Regions from separate parts of the Homo sapiens genome. Here region 2 is linked to region 1. A link is a loop called in an ENCODE intact Hi-C map of the cell type or tissue named here. Cell type or tissue: K562. All regions are shown on one strand. Links, peaks and the distances in the headings refer to the core of each region. The heading gives the core; the rest is flanking DNA. Region 1 overlaps CHD1-DT (CHD1 divergent transcript). Region 2 overlaps CHD1 (chromodomain helicase DNA binding protein 1).

What was found. A loop is a pair of places that touch in the nucleus more often than their neighbours do. Peaks named below come from ENCODE experiments on the same cell type or tissue, not always from the same donor. Only the 100,000 strongest peaks of a DNase experiment are listed, where the experiment ranks them.
Region 2: it touches region 1 in a loop (2.2-fold over the local background); 1 of 110 quality-filtered maps calls a loop at or near these places.

The regions. Positions count from the first base shown.
Region 1 is chr5:98,961,333-98,965,738 of GRCh38, forward strand. All of the region lies in intron 1 of CHD1-DT (CHD1 divergent transcript), which reads left to right. Among named protein-coding and RNA genes, the nearest start is that of CHD1, 35 kb to the left of the region's middle. RefSeq lists an enhancer at 1,441-2,185. In K562, for the core only: no CTCF peak of the experiment used is centred there; a DNase peak (open chromatin) is centred at 2,549.
Region 2 is chr5:98,903,289-98,907,694 of GRCh38, forward strand. CHD1 (chromodomain helicase DNA binding protein 1) reads right to left here. Exons shown (of 36, transcript NM_001270.4): 3 at 1,609-1,810; 4 at 504-620. Among named protein-coding and RNA genes, the nearest start is that of CHD1-DT, 23 kb to the right of the region's middle. RefSeq lists an enhancer at 1,166-2,365. In K562, for the core only: a CTCF peak has its summit at 2,762 (motif pointing right); no DNase peak of the experiment used is centred there.

The DNA.
Region 1 (4,406 bases), core at 128-4,127:
AACTTCTCTGAAGGGGCTTCAGAGCTCCCGTGGGTCAACTGAGGCCTCTGTTGTAACTTCATCACAGTTCAATTTCTCCCTCTCTAATCCTACTTCCTTACCTCTCACAGATCATGTTCCTGAGAGAAACCCTCCTTTCCACAACAAACCTCCTACATGCGCACCTCAGAATCTCAGTCTATTTCCTGGGATCCCAACTTGCAGCTGCTTACAAATATGTGTGTGTGGAAATGGAAGGAGAAAAAAGAAGAAGTTTGAATGAGTTGATTAATTTTGCCTATCACATGTGGCATAATCATGGGAGAAAGGCCAGGAAAACAAGGCTTGGATATTAAATTCATTTTCTTATATAATACTACTGGTTCTATTTTTTCTATAGTCCTTACATTGGATTATCATTTAATTACCTCTGAATGTTAGACTACCTCATCCTTCCATTCTTTACCCACTTTTCTCTCTATAATTGCATAAAGAGGCCAGATGTGGTGGTGTACATCTGTAATCCCAGCGCTTTGGGAGGCTGACATGGGAGGATCAGTTGAGGCCAGGAGTCTGAGACAAGCCTGGGCAATATAGCGAGATCCAGTCTCTTAAAAAAAAATTATAAACCATCTTTTCTATTCAGGTAAGTCCTATGAATTTAATTAGCACCTATACACACGTGGATTCCTAAATCTTTAGCTCCAATTCTAACCATTTTCTGAGGTTTAGATAAGAATTTTCTAAGCCTATTTGACCTCTCAACTTGAATTTTTGACAGACACTTCAAATTTATTGTGTCCAAAACTAAACTCATTACCATCTAAACCACTTCCCCATATAGTCTCTATGTTTTAATACAGTCACTATCTGCCCAGTTCCCCTAAAGTAAATGATCTAACCATTGTTAATCTTCCCATATGTTATACTGATTGATCACCAAATCTTGAAAATTCTAATCAGAAATGTAAAATCTATTTTTTCTACTGCTTTACTTAAGTCTTGTCATTTTATTTTCTTTTTTGGTCTGAAAGGCTACCTAGATATTCAATTTTAGTTCTTTAACCATCCTCCCAGTTTTTTGGTGTAACTCACCACATACCACCTACCTTTACAGTCTGTAAAAGAAACTGTATCCAGCGGTATTTGTGAAAACCAATTTGGGCCCCACTTCCCTGTTTCTGATCCATTACATATCCTGAGTTCTTATTCTGTCTCTTTTACTTCGAATTGGCATTTATGTGTGTGTTTGGGCTCTTGTATCCATCCTATCTATCCTGTAGGATACAGACTTGGCTGGCTGTACTCTGGACCCCTGCAGGTGATGTTATCATTCTCATACTCTGAGCTGAAGCCTCTGGGTACTAAGGATGTAGCAGTCAACAAAAATTACTATTCTCATAGAGTTTACATTCTAGTGGGAAAAGTGCATCTGTTGAAGCTCAGAGATGAGGGAGGGGAATAACCACAATATTTACACTTTCTCACCTGGCTGACCTAGTTTGTTAAAGAGGGAGAGAGACTGTTTGTCCAGTAGATTGTACCAGCATCTCCTCCCATAGTTGTCCAAGGGTTCTGTAAGCCATTGCTACTTCACCCTCTTCAAACATATCTTGGGATCAATTGTAAAAAACAAAAACAAAAACAGCCTTCCTTGCTTAAGCAACTGCAAATTCATATGAAAGCCTGAGACTCATAATTGATATGTATAGTAGGGTGATATTTTACGATATTATAAGGATACAATGTAATCTTCACAGCTTTCCTTTTCCTTGGTTTGAGGCTTATTACACAAAAGGAGCCAGAGGATTATTACACAAAGGAAGCTACACCAGAAAGGATGCTGATTAGCTTTGAGACTCAAAGCTGACTTTCCTGACCTCTCTAAGAAGAGAATTATCTTGCAAACCTGGAGAATGAAAGGGTTTCCCAAACTCCTTTTGCTGGCATTAACACATCAAAGGCTAGGCCTGATAGCTATTAGGCTCTCACATCACCACTGCCCACAATAGGAAACATCATATTGTGACCCAGTTCACATGTACCTAGACCGAATATTATACGTACATGTGAACTGGATCATAATATACATACACACACACATATGCATTATCACTGAAACAAAAATTTAACATGCATTTTGATATATTCTATCCACTACAATTTTATTTCTTTTTAATACACTATTCACAGCACACTGAACTGTGATGTGCATTAAAAAAATACCACCTAGGATTTTTCAAAAGGGAGAATTCAGTGAGACAGAAAAAGAAGTTAATTCTGCTTCTGCTGGGGGGAGGGTTGGGGATGGGCAGGGGTGGGGGCCGTGCTTAGGGAAAGGATCTGAAGAATCAGAATGTTCAAATTCTTGGTGTTGGGTAGGTTTTGATCAGAGGGAAAATATCTTACAGTGAAGAATAGAATTATTTGATGTCGCTTATTAAAAGCTGAAAGTTTGAAGTCACTGCATTCAGGGGGAACTGTAAGGTCACCAAGACATAGTAAAAAAATAGATAAGGATGAGGCAACTGCAGAATGTTTACATTCTTACAGGGATAAGCACAGGATAAGCTAAAACCACAGCTGGTGTTTGACCAAAGAAGAACTGGCTATAACTGACATTGCTCTGTGTGGGTCCCTCCTGATGACCTGGGCAGTGAAATTCCTCCTTATGATAATGATATTATAAAAAGAAAGAAGTAAGAAAATGAAGTAATTGGTAACCAGTGGTGGAGCAACCTGTGGTCTAGTTACTGTCACCTTGAGGGAAAGAGTGGGGAGCACTTGTGTTTGTGGTGGGTTGGGTGGTGGTGGCTGCAGGTGGAAAGTTGTGCAAGAAAGATGAGACCATGAAAATGATAAACATGAGGTAGGCATAAAAGTGTACAGACTTGTAGGCCGGGCGCACTGGCTCACGCCTGTAATCCCAGCACTTTGGGAGGCCAAGGCGGGTGGATCACCTGGTCGGGAGTTCGAGACCAACCTGACCAACATGGTGAAACCCTGTCTCTACTAAAAATACAAAAAATTAGCCTGGTGTGGTGGCGCATGCCTGTAATCCCAGCTACTCGGGAGGCTGAGGCAGGAGACTCACTTGAACCCAGGAGGTGGAGGTTGTGGTGAGCTGAGATGGCGCCATTGCACTCCAGCCTGGGCAACAAGAGTGAAAACTCCATCTCAAAAAAAAAATGTACAGACTTGCATACTTAGAGAAAATGCCTAGGTGCTGTAGACATGTTATAATTAACCGACAAGGTTGTTGTGTTCAATAAAGATAATAGAATTTTGTGTCTCCACATTGTCTCATCAGTTTCCCCCATCCTACCTTTGAAGCAACAAGTAGATTAAGCTGAGGTTTTTCCAGGCTGGGTTAAATTTAGATTTTTTTCTTCCTTGCCTCCCAAAAGGGGAGGAACTAAAAAGGAAGATGAGATTGTTGACTGCTATATCCTTAGTACCCAGAGGGGACTAAGAGGTTATAGTAAATGAAAAGACCTCATTGTCATTGTACATTCAAGTTTAGTGAGTAAATGTGTGACCCCATCCATATGGTCTTTGCTGAAATGTCACCTTTCAGCAGGCCTTCCCTAACCACACTATAATTTACCCCAAGCACTCCTGTTTCTCCTGTTCTGCTTTACACTTCTACATAGCATTTATCACAAACAACAGTGTGTATGTATGAATAATATAATGAATCTCATATGTTCCCATCACCAAGCTTCAATAATTATTAATATTTTACCCATCATTTAATCTATACCCTCATCATTTTGTTTTGCTTTGTTTGGGCTTTTTTCTGAAATGTTTTAAAGTGAATACCAGACATGACATTTCCCTTCATACTGTTTTACTTATTTAATGTCTGTCTTCTCCTACTAGAATATGTGCTCAACAAGGGCAGGAATTTTTATCTACTGTTCACAGAAACAGTCCCAGCATCTTTTTTTCTTTTTCTTTTTAAATTCATTCAAGTTTGAGAAGTTATTCTTATTCCGAGCATCTTTTTTTTTTGTTTTTTTTTTGTTTTTTTTTTAAGACAAAGACTCACTCTGTTACTCAGGCTAGATTGCAGTAGCATGATCACAGCTCACTGCAGCCTCAGCCTTCCCAGGCTCATGTGATCCTCACACTTCAGCCCCCTCAGAAGCTGAAATTGCAACTGCACGCCACCACACCCAGCTAATTTTGTATTTTTTGTAGAGATGGGATTTCGCATGTTGCCCAAGCTGGTCTCGAGCTCCTGGGTTCAAGCAATCTGCCCACCTCAGCCTCACAAAGTGCTGGGATTATAGGCATGAGCCATCACTCCAGCCCCAGCACCTTAAAAAGGTTCCTGGCACATAATAAGTACACAGTAAATATTTTTGAGTGCATAAATATGGAATCCAAAAAGTAACATTTTCAGTCTCTTGCTAGTTAGGCAT
Region 2 (4,406 bases), core at 331-4,330, 58 kb before region 1:
TTTTCTTCACCATTACTTTTTGTTATAATTTTTCCTGAATGTTTTTGTGCAAACATACATGTATGCATGCTTGCACACACACACAAACTACATTGTGTATAGTGGCCATCTACTCTTTCAAAAATATTATGTTGAGATTTCTGTTATTATTTCGTACAAATATGATTTAATGATATAATATTCCTTCATTCATACATGTATATGCGTGTAGGTGCATATCACATTTAATTATTTCCCACAGAGTTCACATTTAGTTTATTTCTAATTTTGCTGTAATGAGCAAATGCACACAAATGTCCCACTGCTTATTTTGGATTAATCCCTAAAATTGGAATTACTGGATAATGCAAAATCTGTATTTCAAGATTCTTGATATATACACTTAAAGTATTTCCTACTTATTCTTTCAAAGCACTTATTATTTTTAATAATTTCACAAATACTAGTTAACTGATTCAGCAGCATGTCCACTTTTAAAATAATAGCTCATGATGAAAATGCACCTCTTCTGATCCGCTATTAGATGAGGCTTGATGTTGTTGTTGCTGCTGCTGCTGTTGCTGCTTCTTGAGGATTGCAGATCTCTGAACGGCCAGAATACTAGGACTAGATTTCCAAAACTATAATAGAAATATAAACCAGTGAATGAAGAAGTATTAAGAAAACTGCAAAAAAAGGTTAATTTATTGAAAAACTATACCACCATCTTTACTGCCTCAAAGTAATAAAGACTATATTCCTTACCTATATGTAACACAATTATCATTGCAATATAGTTAAATAAAATGCTGAGCTCTAGTTATGTATAAAAAAAAATGGTGTGTTGAGTTCCACAGACAATATTAATCAATATCCTCTTGATGCTAAGAGTATTATTTGTATTAGTGCTACTCATAGTGTGGTTACCTATTTTATCAGTGTGAGGTGAAGAGGCTGAGTCAGAATATACGTCAACGATGTCACTAGGCACATTGTTTTAGCTCAGATTTGAGCGGGGGGCCGGTAGCAACATTTTTCTCTATGAAGGAATCTGTGTGTCGATTTATATTCTGGCCCTCAAGCATCTTATCTCATCACAGACTGGTACTCTGAGTAACACTGTATACTACCACGAAGTATAGACAAGTTTTTGTATCTCTTGTAGTTTTTTCCAAACAGAATAGCCCCTTACCCTATTCCATCATTATCTTTGAGGAATCTGAGTTCCATTAAATTATTCTGCTAGTAGCAATAAAGTATCTCCTTTGAAGCTCTTGAAAGTAGAGATCATAACACGGTAAGGTTAACAAGTAGACCTCACAATGTCTTAAATTTGTATCTATGACACAATGGATATTTATGAAACTCAATTTCTGCCTAAGAGGCAGAAAACGTTTTATTTGCCTGTGTGTAATTTACACTTTGTGTTTTCTAGTTCGAAAATGCATCTATTCCAAGCCAATTAGTCCACAGGTGTACCACCATGAATGTGAGAATCACTAAAAGTAAATTTTAATTTAAAATGTTGTCTTCTCTAAAAGCTAGATTAAGAATGGTATAAACCAATCCTCTAAATTTTCCCAAAGTAATACAAGCAATCTACCTTTCATTGGGTATTTTATTGATTACCTCAGCTCCATCAACTTTCGGTGGTTTTGCTTGAACTTTGTTTTCTCGGGAAGTGTCTGACTCAGACTCTGACTGACTGCCTGATTCAGATCCGGAGTCAGAGTCACTGCTACCTGACTGGCTACTGCTTCCATCACTACTGCTTCCAGAACTCGAACCAGATCCAGAGCCTGAAGCTGACCCAGAATCATCATCCGACTGGCTATAATTTGAAAATAAACAATTTCAAACAAAATTCATTAGGAATTTAATTTTTCTTAGACGTCAGCAGAAAGCCCCAAATCATTAAATTTTACTTCATACTTAATATTTCAACTATCTTTGGCCAAAAAAAAGAAAAAGGAATTGATTTAATCTATAGTAACAACTGCCATAGTTGATAATTTATTTATACGTGATAGATTATTACATACTTGATAGATTTATGACATATTTTATAGATTTTTATGGCTAAAACATAAGCAATAAGATTGTAATCTTCTTCTAAGACAATATGCAAAATCTACTAAGTACAAAATCCTGGGTTAGAAACTTTGAGAAGTCAAGAAGTTGAAGGCATGGTACCTACCTTTATAAAGCTCTAGCAATAATAAAGTAAGAAATGTGTGAAGAAAAGATTAAATGTGTTAAAAAAAATTCTTACAGTAACAGGCAGAAATTTATTTGTAGTTTCTGCTTGTTTTCAAGTTTCCATCTCTATCACTCCAGGAGAACATAATTTATTATAACCGAGCTATGATAAAATATAATTTATTTTAAAAAATCAGTAACACTGCTTGTCTGAGAAAATCACTTATTAATAAGTTCTTTGTGGATCTGTAGCAATAAATCTGAAATAGCAAATTCTCATATTTCCTAACGTGTATACACACACATAAAAAAGCAATTGACATTTCATAAACTATCCTTTTTTCCATTTCTAATTTTTAGTCCAAGATAGAGCAGAAATAGTCTGGACTAAACAGTTGATTATATAATTATCCCCAAGGTCATTTGTTTATATGTTGAAAACTAGGGCATTAAATTTCTGGTACATATGGTTGACTCCGCTTTTGATGTAATTTCATTTGGCTTTATGAGAAACCACAGGTAATACAGTTTACAGATATACAAGAAAATACAAGTTTCCTGTCCTCTTCTGTAATTTTCTAAAATGCCACCAGATGGAGGTATTACTCTAAGACAACACAGTAATTCTCTTTTTCCAGAGCAAGAATTTAGTAATTTCTGCATGAGAACAGAGAAATAAAAGTTTGCAGGAAGAATTTTGATTCTACAGGTGAGATATATAAATGCTTAAAGTATGAATAAGCATTGTTGTGTTTTTCAATCTAATGGAATAAATGTTGTATTCATAGAAACAGTAAATTAAAATTTGCTTCTTAAAGGCATATGCTATGAAGATCATTTTTGCCATCATGTCTCCTCTCTGGTCACATAGTTTAGAGGTCCAAAAACAGCATATTAAATTTTAATTTTTAAGGCCATATTTTACTTGCATACCTTGCGAGAAATTTTAGCAAGGATATTAAAAGATTTTTTTTCCTGACATACAACTTTATTTTTCCCTTAACATAATAGGTAAGCAAAATATTTCATTTATTCAATAAACTTTATTGAGAACTATCATGTGTTAGGCACTGGGGACAGACTGAGATGAGATGAAGTCTTTATCATCAAAAGAACTATTTAACCTCGAGACAGTCATATAAATGAATAAATATCCTTCTTTGCTATGTTTAAGACAACTGATTCCCATGTATGGGGAGCACTAAAGATATAACCAAGTTTGGTACAGTAGTCAGAAAACACTTAGAAGAAAGTGCTGTTAAATGAATTCTTCAGCAAAGAAATAAAAGAGTATCTCTTTCTTTTGAGGAATGTGAGTTCTATTAAATTATTCTGCTAGTAGCAATAAAGTATCTCCTCTGAAGATCTTGAAAGTAGAGATCATACACAGTAAGGTTAACAAGTAGACCTCATGATGTCTTAAATTTGTATCTATGACACAATGGATATTTATGAAACTCAATTTTTTTCCAGAATACCTAGCAGAGTGCCTCACACAGATGGGTGCTCAATAAATATGTGAACAGTAGACAGATGAATGATTAAATTGTGGGGGCTATTGTGGGCCTGTAATTCTCATTAGTCATTAGTCATTCCAGATGCATAGCTAGTAAAAACTGCTTGTTAACAAATCAAAATTCTTAAATGAATACAGAAATCTTTCCTTTCATATTCTTTAGGCAGTAGTACTGGCTGGAGATAAAAGCAACAGCCCGAGGCTATGCTACTCTAGTTGCACAGGTTTATTGTTAGAATGTCTTTACCTTGGGTATTAGAAATACTGAATAAAGTATTTATTTTATTGAGTTGTTCTTTAGTACGATAAAGAATATGCAAAAAGAGCTGGGAGCGGTGGCTCATGCCTGTAATCCCAGCACTTTGGAAGGCAGAGGGGGGCGGATCACCTGAGGTCGGGAGTTCGAGACCAGTCTGACCAACATGGAGAAACCTCGACTCTACTGAAAATACAAAACTGGCTGGGCATGGTGGCGCATGCCTGTGATCCCAGCTACTTGGGAGGCTGAGGCAGGAGAATCACTTGAACCCTGGAGGCGGAGGTTGCAGTGAGCCAAGTTCACGCCATTGCACTCCAGCCTGGGCAACAAGAGCAAAACTCCATCTCAAAAAAAAAAAAAAAAAAGCAAAAAGAGTAAGGAATATCTTATTTACTGCTATAGAATGATCTAAGATACAGTTTAAGTGAAAAAAAGATACCAAATGTTTATAGA